Regions from separate parts of the Homo sapiens genome. Here regions 2, 3 and 4 are each linked to region 1. Evidence: chromatin contacts called from ENCODE Hi-C or POLR2A ChIA-PET data. All regions are on one chromosome and are shown on one strand. Each heading gives the region's core, a stretch centred on a gene start or an enhancer-like site at or near the end of the contact. The rest is flanking DNA. Distances are from core to core; before and after follow the strand shown.

What was found. A loop is a pair of places that touch in the nucleus more often than their neighbours do. ChIA-PET counts read pairs that join two places held with the same protein, here RNA polymerase II (POLR2A). Pooled maps may share reads with other maps.
Region 2: a map with no recorded cell type shows a loop between it and region 1 (8-fold over the local background). The contact joins the enhancer-like site here to the promoter of SCAF11 in region 1. A Hi-C loop is called at or near these places in 9 of 37 single-sample maps with no recorded cell type and 5 of 50 pooled maps.
Region 3: a loop to region 1 is called in a pooled map, with 8 times the contacts of the local background. The contact joins the enhancer-like site here to the promoter of SCAF11 in region 1. A Hi-C loop is called at or near these places in 1 of 37 single-sample maps with no recorded cell type and 6 of 50 pooled maps. POLR2A ChIA-PET finds 5 or more read pairs at or near these places in 1 of 52 experiments (CD4-positive, alpha-beta T cell).
Region 4: a map of PC-9 shows a loop between it and region 1 (7-fold over the local background). The contact joins the promoter of PCED1B here to the promoter of SCAF11 in region 1. A Hi-C loop is called at or near these places in 3 of 168 maps with a recorded cell type or tissue (CD8-positive, alpha-beta T cell, PC-9 and naive thymus-derived CD4-positive, alpha-beta T cell) and 10 of 50 pooled maps. POLR2A ChIA-PET finds 5 or more read pairs at or near these places in 3 of 52 experiments (A549, PC-9 and activated naive CD4-positive, alpha-beta T cell).

The regions. Positions count from the first base shown.
Region 1 is chr12:45,987,701-45,993,303 of GRCh38, forward strand. It overlaps SCAF11 (SR-related CTD associated factor 11), which reads right to left and starts at 2,874. Exons shown (of 15, transcript NM_004719.3): 1 at 2,653-2,874. RefSeq lists silencers at 1,948-2,017, 2,418-2,517, 2,858-2,907 and enhancers at 2,168-2,217, 2,578-2,787, 2,596-3,309, 3,028-3,227, 3,238-3,307 and 1 more.
Region 2 is chr12:47,313,919-47,319,521 of GRCh38, forward strand. No RefSeq gene overlaps it. Among named protein-coding and RNA genes, the nearest start is that of LINC02416, 37 kb to the right of the region's middle. Within about 2 kb of position 3,378, at least 4 of the 41 ENCODE cell types and tissues checked have a DNase peak (open chromatin) inside an H3K27ac peak, as active enhancers do.
Region 3 is chr12:47,266,186-47,271,788 of GRCh38, forward strand. No RefSeq gene overlaps it. Among named protein-coding and RNA genes, the nearest start is that of PCED1B-AS1, 53 kb to the left of the region's middle. RefSeq lists enhancers at 2,221-2,270, 4,611-5,603. Within about 2 kb of position 2,891, at least 3 of the 41 ENCODE cell types and tissues checked have a DNase peak (open chromatin) inside an H3K27ac peak, as active enhancers do.
Region 4 is chr12:47,076,280-47,081,882 of GRCh38, forward strand. PCED1B (PC-esterase domain containing 1B) reads left to right here and starts at 3,342. Exons shown (of 4, transcript NM_138371.3): 1 at 3,342-3,446. It overlaps AMIGO2 (adhesion molecule with Ig like domain 2), which reads right to left and starts at 3,680. Exons shown (of 3, transcript NM_001370299.1): 1 at 3,183-3,680; 2 at 2,863-2,969; 3 at 168-2,786. The coding sequence starts at 2,723. The coding sequence ends at 1,155.

The DNA.
Region 1 (5,603 bases), core at 1,624-4,123:
GACTTAAATCATAGAGCCTTGTAGACCATAGGAGTATGGAATTTACTATGACTGAGAAGGGAAGCCATTTGAGAAAAGAAGTTACATGACCTGACATTTTATCAGGATCACTCTGGCTATGGAGTGTTAAAGACTGTAGATCAGCAAAGGTCACAGTGACTTTTTAGGAAGATATTTTTGAAAGCAAAATAGTGGTTGTGTTTTTACGTTATGTATTGAATTTTTATGTGTCTATGTACTAGGATTTCATACATTAAGTTCATAGACACAACTTAAAAAAATACAATGCAAAGATGAGTTTTGGGAATAGCAAGAGAATGATACTGGATATTTTAACTCTGGGCTCTACTCAGCACTACTAACAGTTATTACTGCTCAGAAGCAAGACAAGGTGCAAGGTTATTAACTTATTTTGGGGGACAGAGTATAATTAAAAATCTGGATTTTAAGTTTATTTCACTGGGCAAGGTAAGTCAAGGTACAATTTACATCTTAAAAGACAAAAGCAGGTGATAGCAGGGCTTGCTAAAGGGAAGTTACAATGAAAATTATTCTACAGTTGACTTTCTTTTTATTACTTTTATGCCTGCTACTCTCTTTAATTAAGGTGCTACAACTATCTCTGATATACTTTAAAAGTTCAGTATTAAGTTGATGGGTAGTATAGTACTGTATTTTCTGATTACTAAAAGATGTTACTGATGATGAATCAACAGTATCATGTAACTGCACTGATTCATCCTATCTCTGCTGAATAAAAGCACAGGTTTTCCAGAAAACTGTCTAAGCTCTAGTTGGTGCCAAAGGACGATAGAGAGCTAAGTAACTCCTGAAAAGTTTCGATCTTAACACACTAGCCCTATTACCACATGAAGGTATTAACAGAAAAAATTAAAAAATTATCCGTAAAATTTTCTCCATGACATGTTTTCTGGCAACATATTTAGAAACTTTAAATTTTCTTCTACAGTTTTCTTCCCCTTTATACTGAAGAATGTCTTTAAAGCATGAGTATACTTACAGTAAGCAAACATTCAAATTTTACCCCAGTGAAATCTTAAAATGTACTCAAACTCTCAGGCAAAAAGTTCACTATCTGAATGTGAAAAACTGAATGACTGTTAAAATATCTGCAAGCACCAAAAAATATTATAGCTAAAATGCAGCTACCCTAAGAACTGTTTTTAAAAAACTCACATTGCATAAAAAATATAAATTCAGATTATCCGATAGGATAATATAAAACAAAAGAAATCCAAAGACAGTTTCAAGATTTCATTTCTCTTGCTTAGTTAAAACAACAAAAACAAAAGGCCCATGAACTTTTTCTTGCATCTTTTAACCAAAATAGTGACATGATCAAGCCAACTGCCAAAGAAACAGGAAAGAGAAAGCAATTGTTTAGAAACAGACTTGATTACATGTCAAAATTTTAATACAATTACTAATAAAATACAAAAACCAACCGTTATTTTAAAATGTACTGCCCTGATATTCTGCTGCTGAGGTAGGTGGTGATATGTAGAAATTAATTTTTCTTTTAAAACGAAAAAATAATGCATTTATTAATATGCTTTTCCCAAAATTCGGGGAAAATTCCCAAATCGGAGAAAAAAATTTAACATCAGCATCTACTACACAAAGCATTAAAAACATTTTTCAGCAGTTTTGCTTAAGTATCTTAGGTCAGTGGTAGCATGTTAGCCAAAATGTAATCCAAAATGAATGAACAACAGTCAGCTGGTAGACACTGTATGTAATACAATACGGAAATATATTGGAAGTATTTCAAAATTCAACATTTGAATCCGTGAATGTCTAAATCAAGTACTCTAAATCAGGCGTCTACTTTTGAAACAATACTTCAAAATACGTGTTGGTGGCAAGACCGCCAGCCATCTGTAGGAAATCTTTTTAATGGTTCAAAATTCCTAGGTCTCAGAAGGGGCGACTGATTAGGCTAAATTTATATCTCCCGGCCCCGTAGTTGTCAGCCCAGGTAGCGAATTTAAAACACTGGGGGTGGATGAGTAGTTTGAAGTTCAGATCAAGGAGTGAAAAAGGCTGATGCTTAGAAGCGCCGGCTCTTCCCCATTCGCGCACTCGAGAGGTCACGGCGTAGTAAAGTTTGGTTTCACTAGCGGGCTTGGACGCTCGCGACCAAAGTCTCCCAAGAAAAGCCGACACCGCGGTCGGGAGCGCCCGGAAGCTCAGCAGGACACGTTTCCACTGCAGGGAGGAGGGTGTCTGTGGCGGTTCTGGCGTGGAGCCCCTTCCCCCCCCCCCGTAGGACCCTGCACCCGGACGGGGACAGGCTTCGCCAGCTAAGGCGGCGGGAGACGCGTAGGCCACAAGGAGGAAATGGGACAGAGTGCGACAGAGAGGCGGCGGCGGCCCAGGGCCGGGCCGAGCCTCCCTCGCGGGGCAGCGAGAGGGAAAGGGGCCCTCCCGGCCGCAGCCTCCCCCACTTCGAGAGGTAGCTCCAACTTTCCTCCCAGCGCACGACGTCGCACGGGCCGCGCGAGATTCCGAAACTTTGTCAGCCCTCGCGTCGCCCTAGGCCCGCTCCAGCGCTCTGCGCCGGCCGCTAACCCTCGTCTCTCCCAGACAGCTGCCCAAGCCCATCCACCCCGCGGGTCGACCAGTGTTTACCTCAGACCGAGGTCGAGGCGCTCGGTCCGGCCGCGGCCCCACAGTAGGTTCCCAGGTCCCAGTCACTCCGCTGCCAAGTTCCCCAACATGGACTCCTTCGTCCGCTTTGTGGTGTTACAGGGTCTCTAGGACACTGACTCCGCTGGCTCGGTCCGGAGGCGGCGGCGAAGCAGGGAGCGACCCAGGTTGCGCTGCTCCGCGCGGCTTAAGCCACCGCTACTCCCCCTTCCCCCGCCTTGTCTAGCCTCCTCCCTCCCCTCCCCTCCCTGCGCGTCTCCCTCCTCCTCCCTTCCCTCGCTGTCGGCGCGCTAAGGTGACGACGGCGGCAGCCGGACTCGCCACATTCTGCTTACTCGCTCGCTCTGGCCCTGAGTGCATGTTCGTAGTACCCAGTTGGGCCGCAGGGGGGCGCTGGCAAACTGCTGTTTGAGACCGAGAAGCGTGGTGGGTGGAGTCACGTCACGCGGCCTGTGAGCGGGAGGAAGGGCAGCTGCGCTGGAGGGGCCTTCTGGGAAACGTCCTTCCAGCACCGCCCTTCGCCCACACTGCGGATGGTGCGCATGCGCAGCGCGTGGACTTTGGCCTCTGCCCTCCTTTGGCAGTTTTACAGGCTGCGTCGCGGAGGACAATGAAAGAGGCTTTAAGGGAACTGGACAGGAAGGATTTTGCGCAGGGTGTGCTCCTTATCTTTATGGTAATCTGATATTGAAAAGAGTGTCCGCATGTTTGCGGTGGATTGAGTGTTCACCTGGCTGCGCTGCCCACCTGAAATGCAGCCTGTGGAGTGAAGAGTCGGCAATTTGGAAGCCCACCTTTCCTCCTTTCTGGTGGGCATTTTTTTAGATGCCAGGGGGAGAGCTTTCCCGCCTGACTCCCCGAGCCTAGGGGCTTTCCCATGTCTTAACCCCACATCACAAAATTAAATTTGGGCCAGGTGCGCGGTGGCTCACGCCGGTAATCCCAGCGCTTTGGGAGGCCGAGGCTGGCGGATCGCTTGAGCTCAGCAGTTCGAGACCAGCTTGAGCGACGTATTAAGATCTCGTTTCTACAAAAAATAAAATTAACCGGCCGTGGTGGCGCGCACCTGCGGTCCCAGCTCCTCGGGAAGATGAGGTGGGAGAATCGCTTGAACCCGGGAGGCGGAGGTTGCAGTGAGCCGAGATCGTTCCACTGCACTCCAGCCTGGGCGACAGAGCGAGACCCTGTCTCAAACAACAACAAAAACTTTATCATTATTTACTTAAAAGGCCTCCGCGTTGTGGTTAGATAGTGACGTGTGTGCCATCCTCCACTTTTTCCCCCGGCGGGTTGTTAAATGTTTTGTTTTACCTCGGAGGTATTTTGACTTTTTCAAAGTCACTGATTATTTAACCTCCTAGTTTCTCTTCTCGTCGACTGCAGCAAGCTTCCGGTTGCTCTGCCTGCCCTCAGTGTCCCCCATCTACCAGCTGACCTTCCAGTCCTCCCACCCACGCCCTTGTCCTGCTTGCGGCTCCCGCAGGACTAAGCTCTGCTCCCCGCGCGCGGCTCACCCAGGTCCCAGTCGCTTTCAGCCGCGCGCTCACACGTTTTCCTGTCGCCTGCCCCCGTTCTGTTCGCGCGTGCTGCGCTCTCCAGCCACCCTGACGCCTGCCCGGGATGAGTTTCCTCCCCACTTTGCCGCGGCCCCGCCGACCGACCGCTTCACTGCCGCCTTCCTGCATTCTCGCAGACTACGTTGCGGCGTCCCCTGCTCCCGCCCTGAGGACGTCGCTTTTCTGGCACTTTCATCCTATGCATTCTGTTGAGTCTGCTCACTGTCTCACACTGTGAGGATTGGGACAGTGTCTTATCACTTTCATAACAGCGTCTGGCACTTGCTGAAGGAACACATGAATGGCGGTCTTGTCGCTGTCAAAGTCTTTGGAGTTTTTCAGTGTACTGTTTTTGATATGGGGTTTGGGAATTTAGGTGGCTTTACTGTATTTGGGATATTTGAGGGGAAAATGAGCTAGAGGCGTTAAAATGCTTTCTTCTGATGGAACAACAAAATTCTTATGAAGGACCTTTCCCTGTCAAAATCAGAGCAAATAGTAAAGGATATATACTATTTGGATATAAAGAATGATTATAAAGGATGATTGTTAAGAGAAATAGTGAAAATTAGTGTGGAAAGCTATAACCAGATCAACATTTATGAGCCATCCAACAGAATAAGGGTGTAGCTTTTTTATGTATACAATCTCTAGGATTCACTCTAGAGAGTGTAACTCCTGATATGGACTCCTGGTGCAACATGCTTCTGTGTATGTTTTATATTTTAAAAAATCTATATATATTTAAAATCTAAATATATTTTTAAAAATCTCAGTTTTGTTTTAGGAAAGTGTTTTTTCTCAAAATTTAAGCCCAAATGATAAAATCTGCCAAATAGAAAACTATTTTAAATTGATAATAACAGTATAGTTTCATCAAAACTAAAAATACCAGATCTTTTGATGTATTTGTTTCCTAGCAGAGAATTAAGTTTTCACGTTCTTACTGTTGGCCTCCTAGATATCATGTGAGCATGTCTTAAGGAAAAATGCTCTTAATGCCACTGTGGTTTCTACCTTCATGTGCAAATAGAAGAGAGTGGTGGTTTGTAATAGGCCATTCTTTCCAGAGAAAAGTTCATGTGTATTTCTGTATATGCAGCATCCTCCTTATTATGTTTGGATGTAAAGATTTATTATTCTCTCTGATGTTTTCATATTTTTTAAATTTACAATATAATAAAGAGGTACAGAGTTCTAAATCAATAAAAGATGGGCTATAAAATGGAGGAGTAAAGTTGATATATGAACCATCATTGTCAACATTTTAGATTTGATTTTAACTGTAAAAAGCACAAATGATATGCATCATAAAACAGCCTTAAACTGAATGTCCACTTGGTGTGTTGCACTTTACCAGGCACTTAAAATATCAGT
Region 2 (5,603 bases), core at 2,128-4,627, 1.3 Mb after region 1:
GTGTCTCACTATGTTACCCAGGCGGACAGAGTTCTTATTTCTAGGAATAATAACATGAATATTTACTCATTCATTAAAAGAGAAAGGTTTTACGCTTAATACTTTCGTTGTTCTGTTTTTTCTTAAGGTCAGCACCAGAGCTACTTAATAAATAATTGTGCTGTCCTGAAACCACTTTGGGGTAACTCAGCAGAGAACCCAGGCTGCCAACCCAGGGCAATATGAGTACAGTTCCTTCAGGCTGGGAGGGATCCTGGGCTTGTGGCCACCCTAGGGGCTGCATATTGTTGACTCAGGGAGAGCCATGCCTGCCTAAGGGTAGAAAGGGAAAGCCTGTAGCAAGCAGGAAGAGTTGATAGGTACTAAGATGGAGAACATTCATAATATAAAACCATTGTAACCACTTTTAAGTGCACAATTCAGTGACATTAAGTACATTCAAAATGTATGCAACCATTACCACTATCCATTTCCGGGACTCTTCCATCATTCCAAACTCCGTGCTCATTATACAGTAACTTTCCATTCACCCTGTCCCTCAGTCCCCGGTAACCTCTATCAAACTTTCTATCTCTATGAACTTGTCTATTCTAGGTACCCCATATAAGTGGAACCATATATTTGTCCCTTCTTGCCTGGCTTATTTCACTTAGCATGATGTTTTCAAGGTTCATCCATGTTATAGCACATGTCTGACTATTCATCATTTTAAAAATTCATCATTTTTAAGGATGAATATTTACATGACATTTTGTTTATCCATTCATCTGTCAAAGAGCAGTGAGGTTGTTTCCCATCTTTTGCCTACGGTGAGTAATGCTGCTATCAACACTGATGTTCAAGTATCTATTAAAATCTCTGTTTTCATTCTTTTGGGTGTATACCTAGGCAGATGAGGGTTTTGTTTTTGTTTTTGACCATCAGAGTTCCAACTGGTGCTACTTTTCCTTTTAAATACATTCTAGGTCTATTTGAGTTTTTTGTTTGTTTGTTTGTTTTTGTTTTGTTTTGTTTTGGGGGACAGGGTCTTCTTGCTGTGTCACCCAGACTGGAGTGCAGTGACACAGTGACATGATCACTGCAGCCTCAACCTCCCAGGCTCAAGTAATCCTCCCAACTCAACCTCCTGAGTAGCTGGGACTACAGGCATGAGCCACCGTGCCCAGTTGAGTTTTTAAAAAATTTTTGTAGAGAAGTGGTCTCCCTGTGTTGCCCAGGCTTCTATTTGTTACATAGTCATAACATCTTCCTACACCTTTTTTTCTGTCCCAAATAAGAATTACAGTGTGTTCATCAACTGGAGAAACAACTTCCCTATCTGGGTTTTCACCCAGAACTGCTCAGGTCCTCACAGCATCTGACAACAGCCAGTAGTTGAGTGTCTCTGCTTTCAAGAATTTCAAGGGTCAGGACCTCAGCCTGGGATTGGACCCCAAAAGTAAAGTAAACCATACTGCAATTTTGTGCAAAAAACAAAGATTAAGAGGACACAGGAAAGGGACAATATGAAAAATAATTTATTTTATTTTTATGACAAAAAGGAGTAGAGAAAATTAACATAGATGAAACATTTTTCCTTAAGCTTGTTTTAGTTTTGTTGATAAGATAGTAAGCAACAATGGGAATGGGAATTGACAAAGCCCAATTCATCTCTCATCTGATCCTTAACTGTACTGATGAGAGCATGTGTCTGATCCTAGAGAGGGAAGAGAAGAGTTTCCAGGGAGGGAAGCTGAGACATCTCTTATATATAAAATGGTTGCCCTAAAGAGACATGCATGGCTAAACTCAGGTGACATGGTAGAGACTGAGTTGTCTACCTAATATGTATTCTATTTTTATTTATTAAGCCTGACTGTGTTTGGAATGGCAATATACCTGTGGAGGCTAAAGCAACTCTATCTTGGTTGCTAATCATGTTGACAAAGCAAGGATGTGTCTTATTTATTTTTGTGCTCTTCTCACCCATCCCAGAGAGGAGAAAGTGTGGAGCACATAGTAAATCTTCAGAACATGTTTGATGTTGGATTGAATAATCTGCTTTATTTTATCATCTAATAACTCCTTAGTTAGATTAGACGGATGGCTGGTGAAAAAGTGTTTGGACTGATACTGTATTTATCTGCTCAGAATAAAAATATCTTACAAAAATCTATTATGTGTTTATGAAAGAAAGCCATCAAAATGTTAACAATAGTGGGATTGTCAAACTTCCAGATTTTCTGCACTTTACATATATAACTTTTGTAATTAAAAAATAGTTGATTTCCAGCCTGGCCAACATGCTGAACCCCCGTCTCTACTAAAAATACAAAAAATAGCAGGACGTGGTGGCACGAGCCTATAATCCCAGCTACTTGGGAGGCTGAGGCAGGAGAATCGCTTGAACCCAGGAGGCAGAGGTTGCAGTGAGCCGAGATTGTGCCACTGCACTCCAGCCTGGGTGACAGAGCAAGACACTGTTTCAAAAATAAATAAATAAATAAATAAATAAGGTTGATTTTAAAAATCTACTTAGAAAGCAGAGATTTAATTAAATATTATGGCTTTTCAATAATTTTTGTTGTGTACTATGCTCTCCCCAAACCAGTAGCCTAATAAAATTGAGTTTGAAAGTCCTCCATAAATTAACATGTTCTAATAATTCTATAAGAAAGAATGGAGATACAATATTTGATCTAGAAAGTGGATATCCAATGATCATCTGAGCAAGGAACACCATCCTCCTTAAAGTAAACAGCACACAGCTGTTTCCATCATGCTGACTGTAAGAAGATTATCATACTCAGAAAAGAAATTCCAGGAAACTGCGTTCCAATTAACATGGAAATGAATCCACAAAATAAATATGTATCCAGAGTTTATGCAATCCCAGGGTACAATGGAGACAGATGCAGATTGATCTAATCTGGTTGCATTAGGAATAAGAATGTTTGTTGGGGAACATTGTGTGGAAAGTTGACATTTGGTTCAATCAGGAAGGCCAAAGTAGAAATTATGAAAGCAATTTCCTTTGTCCAGTTAAATTAGGCATTCAAATAACAGGCTACTCTTTGACCTTCCTGGGAAAGGTCAGGATGGCATCGAATGGTCATTAAATAAATAGCAGGCCTGTTCTTGTAAATACTTTGTGAGACTTTAGGAAAACATATTCTGGATTGAAAATCAGCCAAAAAAGATCTGCAAGAATTTCTCTAACATATTTTTATTGCTTCTATTTATCCATTTTTAATTTGGAGAAATAGTAAGTACTGGTAAAAGCACAAGAACAAACTGAATATGGGGTCTATTGAACAAAATTAAGAGGTCACTTTTCTGCCACTTGCTAATATGTGCTGCAGCTGCTAAAAAAAGGAAGTTTTGTTGTTTGTTTGTTTTGGTTTTGGTTTTGGTTTTGAGACGGAGTTTCGCTCTTTTGCCCAGGCTGGAGTGCAATGGCGTGATCTCGCCTCACTGCCACCTCCTCCTCCCGGGTTCAATTGATTCTCCTGCCTCAGCCTCCCAAGTGGCTGGGATTATTGGCAGGTGCCACCATGCCTGGCTAATTTTTGTATTTTTAGTACAGACGGGGTTTCACCACGTTGGCCAGGCTGGTCTTGAACTCCTGTCCTCAGGTGACCTGCCCGCCTTGGCCTCCCGAAGTGCTGGGATTACAGGCGTGAGCCACCGCACCCAGCCAGAAAGAAGGTTTTTTGAAAAATAGCTCCTGTGGATGTCTCCCCAAGGCTCCACTTGATATAGCTAAGGAGAATTCCTGGCATGTATCATAAGATATATGGTTTCTTAATTAGATGGGTGACTTGCAGGACTAGAATTTAAGAACACTCTTCATGCTGCCTTAGGTTATAATTCCCAGCTTGCATTACAGCAATGGACATGCTGTTAATATTTTCTCCAACAGTCCAAACTGCAAGTATATGAAGTTAAATCAAATCTCTTTTCTTGTCCATTAAAGTTCAAGTTGCCATAATAAAAGCTGGCAAGTTGTTTTTATAAACACTAAATTAATAGAACAGATTTTGGCTGGGCACAGTGACTCATGCCTGTAATCCCAGCACTTTGGGAGGCTGATACAGGAGGATCACTCAAGTTCAGGAGTTCAAGACCAGCCTGGGCATCACAGGGAGACCTCGTCTCTATTAAAAATAAAAATAAAGACAACTAGCCTGGCTTGGTGGTGTGTGCCTGTGGTCCCAGCTACTTGGGAGGCTGAGGTGGGAGGATCCCTTGAGCCCAGGAGTTGCAGTGAGCTATGATTGCACCACTGCACTCCAGCCTGGGTAACAGAGCAAGACCTTGTCTCAGAAAACAAAACAAAAAATAAATAGAACAGATTTTAAAGTTATTTTTATATTATTCATACATCTTTTTTGCCCCTATCTTCTCATTCAGATTCAGATTTACCCAACATTTGCTATGTGTCAAGCTCCATGCTGGAGGATTTCATATTAAATTTACCATTATTTAGCCTTATAATTAGAGGTGGTTCAAAGACAAAGCCTGAATTAGGTGTTTTGATTCAAAATCATGGGTCCTTCAAAATATCAGTGGATTAGATTATTATCCTCGTGTAACTAAGATAATACAAGAAATATTTGGAGTCATATTTTAATGTGTTATCATTATTGTTATTGTAGAAGTAGTGTATATGCATCCATAATTTTTAAAATTTAAACAAAACGTAATTCCGTAAGTGAAAAGTAAAAGTTGTCCATCTTTTTCCTTCCCTACTCCCAGTTTTTCTCTACTGAAATACAGTACATTGTAAAAATGGCCATAATATTCTGTAGTTTCTCCCATTAAGAGGTAGAGTTGGCCGGGTGCTGTGGCTCACACCTGTAATACCAGCACTTTGGGAAGTCCAGCTGGGTGGATCACCTGAGGTCAGGAGTTCGAGACCAACCTGGCCAACATGGAGAAACCCTGTCTCTACTAAAAAATACAAAAATTAGTTAGGTGAGGTGGCATGCACCTGTAGTCCCAGCTACTCAGGAGGCTGAGGCAGGAGAATCGCTGGAACCCGGGAGGTGGAGGTTGCAGTGAGCCGAGATTTGCCACTGCACTCCAGCCTGGGCCACAGAGCAAGACTTCTTCTCACCAAAAAAAAAAAAAAAAAAAGGGTAGAGTCACCTTGAATCTGGGATGGCCTTGCCACATGCTTTGGTCAATAGAATACCACAGAACTGGCATTGAATGAGTTCCAAGCGTAGGCCCCAAGAGGCCTTGCAGCTTCCTATATTGTGTTCAAAGAGCACACTCTTTGAATAATGCCGTCACCATGTGACCACGCCCAGGATTGCCTGCTGGAAGGTGAGAAACCACATAAAGTACAGATGAGGGATCTCAGTTGAGACCCCTCAACCAGCCAAACCCCAGCCAACCTGGCCAGAACTGCTTGGATGAACCCAGCCTAACTTAATGGACTGAAGAATCATGAGATAAAAAAAAAAAAAAGGTTGTTATATTAAGCCACTAAGTTTTGGGGTAATTTGTTATGCAGCAGAAGCTAAATGATACAAGAGGTGACCATTTGAACAATTTCTGGCATTTGCAGACCATAAGGACACAAGAACAGCTATAACTCCATAGAATAATGAAATGAT
Region 3 (5,603 bases), core at 1,641-4,140, 1.3 Mb after region 1:
ACTCCCATATTGGGTGCCACGCACTGGTGCTCCACAAGGATACAATAAAGAAGGAAGAAAGAGTCCACCACATTCTCAGTGGTTCCCTATCACTGAAATTTCATTATAAATGCAAGTGGCTCTAAGTCAACCTGCAGTGCTTCTGTGTAGGATTGTTATAAATGACCTCAATTCCATCAATTCCATCATGCTTGGGGCTGAAGTACATCCTCGGCAGCAGGGTCCTAATCTGTTTCTCAGTTTGGCTACTTCTTGTCCCAGAATCCTGACCCCATCGTGGTATTCAAATACAACTGAAGAAATATGCCTTTTTTTTTTTTTGAGACAGAGTTTCACTTTTGTTGCTCAGGCTGGAGTGCAATGGCGTGATCTTGGCCACCTGGCTAACATGGTGAAACTCCATTTCTACTAAAAATACAAAAAAATTAGCTGGGCATGGTGGCACGTGCCTGTAATCCCAGCTACTTGGGAGGCTGATGCAGGAGAATCGCTTGAACCTGGGAGGTGGAGGTTGCAGTGAGCTGAGATTGCGCCATCGCACTCCAGCTTGGGCAACAAGAGTGAAACTCTGTCTCAAAAAAACAAAATATATATACTATATATATATATATATATAGACACGAGGTTATAGCTGAGACTTGATGCTTCTGGAGAGCGCAGTGTAGGGACAACCCTCCCCTGGTATATACGTTGAGCCCCTGAGTTATATAGAATCTGAGGCGCTCCTAGGGAGAAAAAATCTGAACCACATACATCTGAGGGGACTAGACATGTATGCTTGTGTTCAAATCATGCCAGGTGGTTCCAAAGCAGCCAGATTACAGGAAGAATGATGGGGATGACCATGGAAGAATTCTGCACGAGGGAGGAAGGTCTTGCCTTGGGAGCTAGGGATGACAGTGGTTTCAGGAATCATAAGGAAACAACTGGAAGTCAATCTTACTGACACTGAAGTACAGCAGGCCTTTACTTCCAACAGCAACATCATATGGTAGGATTCCAACTGCATGAGCAGACATTAATTTTGGTTAAAGCATCTGGCCATTGAGAATAATATTCTAGCTCAATGGCACCACTGTAGTCCTGTTAGGTGAGACAGAGTGCAGTTGGGAAGTAAGCAATAAGCAGGGCTGATCCATGGACACATGTGGGATCAACTGGCGAGTCCCAGAAATTGCTAAGGAGGGAAGCATTGTCTCACCAGCTCAGTCCACACACCCCTACCTTTAGGCCTTCTCTGTTACTATAGCATATTTAAAAAATCATAAATCCAGTTCCGAAAGAATTGATGAATAATGTTAAAGTCTCTGAAGGAGGGAGCCACAATAAATGGCACTCTTCTTGCTCACTTGCATCCTGAACAAGTTGAAGAAATAAAACAAAGGTAGAGCAAATGGGGATCACCTTTGTTACCGGCAGAGGCCAGGCTAGAAGACTAGGTTTTAGGTCTGGTGGTCAAGTGGGCTAAAATCAGACAGACTTGCCCATAGTCAGGCATTTGCTAGGCTAGAGCAGGCCTGCCCAGGCAAGACTTGCAATACAGAGAGATACTGTGCATTCTTGGAATGCCCACTCCTAATAGGAAGCAGCAAAGCTGACCCAACATGCTCAGCGATTCTTCCAAAATTACCATCCAATTACTCACTCCAGAGCCCTAGGGGTGGGATGAATAAAAGGGCTAAGGGAAACAAAACATGTGCTTGGAGAACTCCCTCGTTATAGAAACCAGGAGAGGAAAAAAGGTACGTCTCCTCTGTATTGATCAGGGTCCCATCAGGTTATTAAATAGAAGATATTAAATACGAAGAATTAATTATAAAGGTGTTAGAGGAGCTAAAATAGTCACTAGGGTAGATGAGGCATCCCAAAGATTAGCAAGTGGGAAGCCACCACCCACCCTTAAGACTGGAGAGACAAAGGAAGGATCTGGGGGTCCCTTGATAGACACTAGCATTATAACAGAAATATTCAGGCAAGAGCTGGAGCCACAGAGGAGGGCAGCTACTGCCAGATATGCCTCCCATGGCAGAAAAAGAGGACAAGAAATACTTTGGCTTCCCCTTTCCTCCCAACCTCCAATCTCCAACAGTACCTCTCGCTGGTTAAGTGAGGCTAAAACAGGTGGTCAAGAGAGCCTGGGTATCATAGCTTGCAACAGTCAGACATACAGAGCAGACACAAAGGATGGATCTGGAGGCAAACAGTCAAATAACCAGCACAACATTTAACCAGGCAGAGTTTTGTTGCAATTTTGTTTGTAGACGAAAGAGAAATTTACATATCATACACCCAAACCTTTCTAAATGTCTCATCACCACTTTTTGAAATTTCTCTCCTGCAGCAGCTGCTATGTCGTTTTGTTTGTTTGTTTTATTTTTTTGCGATGGAGTTTCACTCTTGTCGCCCAAGCTGGAGTGCAATGGCGCAATCTTGGCTCACTGCAACCTCTTCCTGTCTCAGCCTCCCAAGTAGCTGGGTTTACAGGCGCCCGCCGCCACGCCCAGCTAGTTTTTTTGTATTTTTAGTAGATACGGGGTTTCACCATGTTGGCCAGGCTGGTCTCGGACTGCTGATCTCAGGTGATCCACCTGCCTTGGCCTCGCAAAGTGCTGGGATTACAGTCATGAGCTACCGTGCCTGGCCAGCAGCTGCTATGTCTTGCTCCATCTTTCTTCCCCACCTCAGCTCTGTCTCCATTCCACTGGCTCTCTTCTGCTCCCACCATTCTCTGAATCCCCTCAACAAAAGCCTTGTCCAAAAGCCTGGGGAACTACAGTTTACTCCCTCCTCACCCTCTCTATCAACAATGACTCTCCTAGGGACTCCCTCGGTGACCACTCAGAGCTTTGAGATTAGGTAAACAGTGTTAATATGACCAACTTGGAACTTGCAGCTTAGTCAAGCCTGAGACAGTCAAGTTACCCAGATAAGGATAGACCATGCACCTACTTAAAATAACAGCATCAACAGGAGTTCTTCTGCTTCCCTTCCTGTTTCAAATTATAGCAATTGACCACTTAGTTACATTGGTTAATGCCCAAGACAAAAATGCAGCCCATCTCTTCCCCACCTGGCCTGCATATATGTTCATTTTGCATTTAGCAGAACTGAAAGGACTTCTTTCTGTTTTATTTTCTTGTAACCACAGAATTTAAATATCTACTGTTTTGTTTGTGGGCTCACAAAGAGGGTGAAAATCATTGCTATTTTATTTCAAACAAAATAAAAGATTACAGTCTTCCAATTAGAATAGGACTTAAAACATAGTAAGAATTTAAAAGCCATGTGCTGATTCATGGGAAAACATTAAGACACAGATGGGTTACACGATTTACTCAAGGTCATACCACTGAAGCAATGACTTTATTATCAGAACTATAAAGAACAACACAAATATTTACATGATTAATATTTTGTTGATAGTAATGGGGCTAGAATTAGAATATGGATTTTACGCTGCTCCAATCCCTGTCTGCTAACTCTGTTAGACTGTGTTTCCTACACACTGGAATTGCAGGATAGTTGCTGGATGTTCAGGCTGTGTGGTCGTGTAGGCATGGGTACAAATCCCAGCTCTGCCACCTGTTAGCTACGTGACCTTGGACCAGCCCCTTAACATCCCTTAGTTTTGTTTTTGGATCTAAAAAATGGGGTATGTACCTTCCGCACTAAGAGGGATAAGGGTTCAGTGAGATGATGTATGTTGTTGGGGAGGAAAAATTTTTCCTCTACTCTCTTCTTTTGCTGGGGGCGTGCAAATTAACCTAACAAAAGACAGACTAACAAAAGAGCAGACACAAAATTTTTATTAATATTTACATGCACAGGAGTTCACAAAAAAGGAGTGAAACTCAAAGAAGTGGTTAGACTCTGGTGATGGGTTGTTCTTCCCTTACTGGCACAGAGGAAACACCTTCACAAAGGCAAATTTGTGCCCTGCTTTTAGTCAGATAAGGGGAGAGGAAAGAACTCTTTCTGCATCTGTTGATTCTCAATTGCTTCCAGCTGAAAATAATCCTTACACTAAAGTGGCATATTTTGGGGTGGCATATTCTGATCCCCTTCCATGTAAAGTGCCTCAGCACCAGGTCTGATTAAAGTTAAGTGCTAAATAGCCCACTATCATTAGAAAAGTCTGTGTCCCCACCTTGTAGTAATAAAGCTCAGACACAACAGGATGTCATAGGAAGGGAATGAGGCATGTTTTTCTTTTCTCCAGTTTTTCTGCCTGGGCTTCCCTGCAAGTAAGATTATCTACATTTAAAACATATTTGATCGGCCAGGCGCGGTGGCTCACGCCTGTAATCCCAGCACTTTGGGAGGCCCAGGCGGGCAGATCACGAGGTCAGGAGATCGAGAACATCCTGGCTAACACAGTGAAACCCCATTTCTACTAAAAATACAAAAACAAAATTAGCCAAGCGTGGTGGCGGGTGCCTGTAATCCCAGCTACTCGGGAGGCTGAGGAGGGAGAATGGCGTGAACCCGGGAGGCAGAGCTTGCAATGAGCCAAGATCACGCACTGCACTCCAGCCTGGGCGACAGAGCGAGACTCCGTCTCAAACAAACAAACAAACAAAACAAAACATATTTGATTCACCTTAAATGGCTACTCATATCTGTCCTTTCCTCTGCAATGCTCTGCCTTGATCCTGGTCCAGGTTTATCTGGCATAGACTGCCCTCTGTCCAGCTCCTGTCTACCCCTCCTGGATCACAAACCAGAGAAAATGCAGAATCTTTCATGGGCTCCCTACTGCCTTCAGTGTGAAGCTCAAGTGCAAAGCCCAGCACCATCTATTCTGTACCTAACTTCTTAGTCTGAATCTCTTCACCTCTTTTCCCCAACCCCGAACTAATGGCTACCACTGACTCAGGGGAGCCTTCTCCTGCCTTCATGCCTTTGAATGGGGGGTATCGCTGCATGAAGCTCCTCTCTCCCCTTTACCCACTCAAGAGTCACTTACTCTTGGTAATATTTCTCAGTTGCCCTGCTTCACCCCTATTCTCTCATCCTGGCCAAGTTAGATGCCCTTCTGAGTCCCCTCTTCTCTACAGAATTTTAATTGTGCATTTTCTTCTTTGTCTCTGCCTTTAAGTTATGAACACTTTGAAGAAAGGACCATATTTAGTTCATCTCAGAATCCCAGTGCCCAGCACAGACCTGGCATAGGGTAGGCACTCCTTAAATACTTACTGAATGAATTATGCCATTTAGTCTGTCTGTGGTGGCACTGGAAACCCACAAGAATTTAACAGCCTCGTCTCTGTCTGAAGTTCAGGGCTTCTGTAAAGAATACGTGATGGAAAGAGGAGGTGACTAATAGTGATTCTGCAAAAATATGTAGGTAAAAGGAATGGCTGTAAATTAATGATGAAATAACCTTCCTAAGTTTCCTTGTGGAAGATATATGTTAATTCCCCAAATGTATGAGCATCTGTGTATTTTTGTGGGGAATATACAGTGTCTTTTCTAACACTGAGATGCTTGAAATGGGGTTATTTCCCTTCCAAATGAAAACCAATTAAATAAATTATATTTTTTCTGTGGTGCTTACAAAGTGTGGGAGTTGTCACCAAACATTACTAAATGTTCTAATTTAG
Region 4 (5,603 bases), core at 2,092-4,591, 1.1 Mb after region 1:
AAGGAGGTCTCCTGGGCTCTCACTTGTTGCAAAATAAATTTGAGTGTTTTCTGGATCTGGCTAAAGTGCACAATGATATCAGAGTAAAACGTCATACGGAAGGTATAAATTGATCTAGAACACATTAAAGCCTTCCCCTCCCCCTTTAAAAAAATCAACTTTAAGAATTTTGGAGAGAGATTTGCTATCAGTGGTGCTTTATACAAAATAGCATAATCTGATAACATAAGACATTTTAGATTTATGTTTTTAAATAGCCAAATAAAACAAAATATCAAGTCACAGATTACATATATTTACATTAATTCAAATGTCCAAAGCACAGTACAGTAGGGTCTATTTAATAGTTCACATAATTTAAGATTTACATATACACAAGCACATGAACCAATATTAGTTTGCTAGAACAGGGATTTAAGAAGTTACTCAGACATTTTGGTATTGACACTTACATATTTATGGCAACAAATTATGATGACTTTAAATTTTCAATGAGATCTTTTGTACAAGAATACAGAATGGGAAGAATGTACAAAATGAAAAGACAGGCAAACAAATGTACTTTCCTTGCACTATTTCTATAACACCATATAGGATGTGGCATTATCCAGTACATTTTATCAGTGTAGTCTATTCATTCTGGTCTAAAACGGTAATTTTGGCTGAATAACCCCCAAATCTAACTTTGCTTTAGGCTTTATAATTAATTGATGCTTGATTCTTCTTTCTACATCTTTTAAAAATGAAATTGGACACTAGTGTTTTTCTTTAAAATAACTCTGGTACTAGTAAGTTAGCAAAGTCTATTTTTAAAGGACACTAATACATAAAGTTTATTTTTTCTTTCAATATCCTAAATAAAGGGACAATGGGAGTCATATCACCTTTGGGCCTACTCTGAAATTACCAATAGTGCTAAAAGCTAAGATATTGTGATCTAGAACTTAAACTTTGGAAAACAACCCCATCTTTCTATGGCACATTGAGGAACTGAAGTACTTTACCTCATTTCCTACCAATCATTTTAAGAGAATTTGGTTGTATTTCAAAGAACAAAACAACACAATTTCTGTCCTGCTGTTTATTTTGCAGACCACACACAAAGTTAAATATGAACAGATTAAATTATGACATCATACAAATATAGGCACAAATTAAGTGGACGCCACAAAAGGTGTGTCAGAAAACACTGAATTGACTGAATCTGAGTCAGATTTCCCCCTCGTGGACTTTAGGATGCCCTCAGCTATCACTGCCTCGCTGGGAAAGAGCCTGACTTTCCCGTTCTGCCCTGCTGCAGTATCCTTCAGGGGTTCCAAAAACACCACTCTTTTACCTGCACCTGCCTTCCGTTCATCAGCGGAGGCATCACTAGCGGGGCCAGGACTGAGAATCGATGAATGGGCATTGCTTTGGTGTAGCATATTTTTCTGTCTCTTGGTTTTACACTTGCAGGGGCATGGAGTCAGATAGAGGTACAAAAGTACCAAAACGATACTGGCCACGCAAGCAGCAAGAGTGGTAAAAGCTGTGTTAAATGCCTCATGAGCATGGGATCTGCTTACAGTGAAATTGCTCACATTTATTGTGACGTCCACAGTTTCATTTAACAGGCGTTGCTTATTCATTGCGATACAAGAATACACTCCAGCATCCTCAAAACGAGGGCTTTCTATAACCAGACTTCCATTGTGAAACACGTAAAAGTTTTCCATCTCTTTATCCGGCTCTAGCAGTCTGTTATCTGGACCCACCCAGATGAAATCCGTATTTGCATTACCTGTCTTGCTGTCACAGTGGACCATCAGTCTTTCCCCGACCTGAGCCTCATGAATAAAGCCAAGCGCACGAAAGGAACCATTGATGATGCTGTCAGAGCAATTCATAAAGCTATCCTGGAGCAGAAGTACCTGACGCGAGTGCCTGGAGTCAGACCACAGGCGACAGGTGTAATCGTTCTTAAAATCCATCACTGAGCTAAAGTGCCTACGATACCAAAAGACCAGCAAGGAGTACAGGGAACAGTCACAGACAAATGGGTTTCCATGAAGGTAGATGCCTCTCAGCTGTTTTCCTGGCACTAAATTTATGTGGTGCATTGGCATGGAAGGAATTCGGTTATAAGAAACATCTAAAAACATCAGTTCTGCCAGCTTGAACCTTCCAACATACAAATCCATCGGAAACTGTGTGAGAAAATTTCCACTTAAGTAGAGTTTCTGCAACTGGGAGAGCCCTCCAAACGCTGAAGGATCGAGATAGGATATGTGATTGTTGTAAAGCAGAAGCACTTCCAGAACCTTCAACTCTTGGAATACAGCATTTTTCACCGTCTTCAGCTTATTGGACGATAAGTCAAGACACTTCAAATTTGGAGTTGTGGAAAAACTGCCCGTGGAAATGCTGGTGATGTTGTTATGACGAAGAATTAGGGTGTTCAGCTTTGCAAACGATACTGGAATCCACTCAGAATCCAGAAGCCCAATTCTGTTATAACTCAGGTCCAGTCTCTTAATCAGTCTGAAAAGGTTCCCAGGCACCTTGGACAGGTTTTTGTTGGTGCAGCTGACGATGTCAGTGGCACAGATGCAAGCGGTGGGGCACACCCCAGAGGCACCAGGGCCCACAGTCACTGTGATCATCAGCAAACACAGCAGCTCCCTGCAGCCCGGTCTGACGACGGCTCCAAGCAGGGTGGGCAGAGTGTGTACACGTAACGACATTATGGTCGCCTCTGAGTCTCTTCCCGGTGTCTTTTCCACCGGCTCAGCCTCCCACCAGTGAACCTGGCAAACAATTAATAATTCAGAGGGAGTAAAAAGCAGAAACTGACTACCACTAGTTAACCCATAAGAGCCATACCTTACTTTCTTTCCAATAACTTTTGAAATGGGTTTTATTTCACAATAGGGAGCTCTGTGTTGCCTCTTCACTGTTAAATGTATTTTTTCCTCTTTCCTGGGTTAGTCCTGCTTATAAAAATGTACAGTCACATTCTCTCCATACAACCCACCGTCTCACCCACCATCAGAAACTCAATTTTTTCCTAAGGTGCATCCTGCGTTGTTGTTGTTGTTGTTGTTGTTTTAAACTCCCTCCAACAGACACAACTATACGCAAACGTACGCTACAAACAATTAAACGGAAATACTTAGCAACCACCCATCCAGGAAAAAACTCACGGTGCTGGGGAGCCTCGTGGGCTCCGGGGAGGCTGCCTACGCAGTGCCTTCCGAAGGTCTGCGCGTCCGTCTGTCCGTGTCTGTCACTCTTGCACCTTCCGACTTCCTTTCCCTCCGGCTCCCGGCGGGCGGCACCCTCTAGCCGGCTCTCAACTTTGAGGAGTTTCAAGCAGCCGCGGCGGCAGCAGCAGCCCTGGACGCAGCAGCCAAGCTCTTCGCTGGCTCCCGGGGGCTCTCCCGGGTTCCTCTCATTGCAGGCTGAAGGTACCGCCTCGGCGCTCTGGCCGCCGTGTGCCCGCGCGCGGGGCGCCCCGCTCCCAGAGCCGGGGCCGCGGGAGGGGGCGCAGGCAGCCGGGCGGCAGCGGGCGGCCCCGCCTCTCCGCACTCGGGAGGCTGCAGGACCCGGGGTTCCCGCGCGCCCGGGGCCGGGAGACGGGCTGGGGCGCCGGTCCCACCCCTGCGCGTCCTGCCTCCTGCGGGCAGCAGCTCGGAGCCTGCGGGAGGGAGCAGGCTGGGCGCGTGGTGGGGGGCGCGCGATGCGGAGGGGGCGGCGGCGCAGCCAATCCGAGAGGCGGCCGGCGCCCCCTCATACCGCCCCGCGGCCTCGCCGCCTCCTCCCGCTTTCCTCCTCCAGCTCCCACCCGGACCTCTAGAACGGCCGCGCAGAGCGGGGAGGGGGCAGGGGTCCACACCAGAGGCCCAGACTCTGGTCCTTGAGTCAAGATGCCCAACCCACTCGCCTACCAATTACGTCCCTTCGTCCAGCTCCAAGCCGGGCGGTAATGGGGTCCAGGAAGGCTAAAGGGGACACGCCCAGCCACCGAGGGAGGGGTCTCACCCTTGGAGACCCACTTCGCGGCGGCCGCACAGGTCACGTCTCTCTCCCCACCCAGGCCAAGGAATCCCCGGACCTCTTAGAGCTTTGCTTTGGGGCAAGGGCCAAGGAGGCTTTGCCTGCGCCAAGTGCAGTTGACTGTCTGGGTTTACAAAATAAACCCAGAAGCAGCCTGACGTCTCCGCTCGTTTCTAGGGAGGAGGTCGCGGGGAGGGAAGTCGGGAACGTTTCCTCTCCACAGGGATATCTGCTGGGAGGAAGTAACCGGGAAATCGCCACGGGGACACCCCTCACCTCCCTGGGAAAGTTCTATCCCTTTCCTGACTCAGGAGGCGGCAACAGGGATGGTGTCCAATTCAAGAAGGAGGAGGGCAGGAAAGAAGGCTTGGAGCCGACCTTCCGGCTGGAATGCAAAGATAAGAGTATTAACCCAAATAATAATAATAATCCCAGAGCAGACCTTTTTTTCTTTTTTCTCTCTTCTCCTTCCCCTCTTCTCTCTCCCTCTCTCTCTCCCTCTCTCTCCTTTCTCTTTCGTTCTCTCTCTCTCATTTCCTCTGTCTCTGTCCCCGCCACCTCCCCGTCTTTTGCAAGCGTGCTCGTGGCGCGTGCGGGACAGGGAAGTAAGGGGCGTGTGCGCGGAGGCTCTTCATCCCTTCCGGAGATGCCGCGGCCGACCAGCGCGCTTTGGTTCAGCAAGCACAGAAGGTGCAAGCCGAACAAGGCCATTCAGAAATGAGGTGGAGACTATGAGGCTGATGAGCTCTACGATTAAAAATCCATTTTTGTTTAATTCCAAGATAAGTTTTAACGATGGGATTTGAGTGAGTCAGATCGCCCATTTGGCCATTATATCCGGATTAAAAGAAATAAATTACTGCCTTGACAAAAGATGCCAACCACAGTGGAATGAAAAGCAACCAAATTGAGGAAACAGTTGGGGCAGGATAGATAACTTGTAATATTACTTAAAAATAAAAATGATGAGGACAACCAACTCTTCCTCCCCTCCCCCGCGCACCTTTTCACTTGAGCAATCTTGAATTTAGTGAAAGTTGTTTCCTACATGGTCCGTGAGTCATTGCTGTGGTCAGGCAGATTTGTTAGACCAACACCTAATTTAAATAGAATTGTTTGTGGAATAAAGCCGGGCTAGCACTAATAAATCTAGGCATTTTCAGATGAGGACAACTTGATTCAGATTAATTTATTTCATGAAAGTTGAATTTTATCATAAGAACACAGCCTAAAATGCTTCATGCAAGCATTTCTTACTGTGTACTTAAAGGGGAGAGGCAGAAGTTGAGATTTTCTAGTATTAGGCCACACTTCCTGGGATTCTCAAAAGCTTGGTCTCCAGGACTTCAATTTTATAGAGTTAGAATAGTTAATACAGAGGAATAGAATTAAAATCGCTCAGAGGAATATTTTTTAAATGACTAATAAATGACCAGGTTTTTGCAGGATTTTACTAATTAACATCGTATTTTAAGGAAACCATGAAGGCAGAAGAAAGACCTGTATTTAATGCAAAAATAGTCTAAAAAGAATAAGTGATTCAAAAAAATGGAAACAGGAAGGTTATA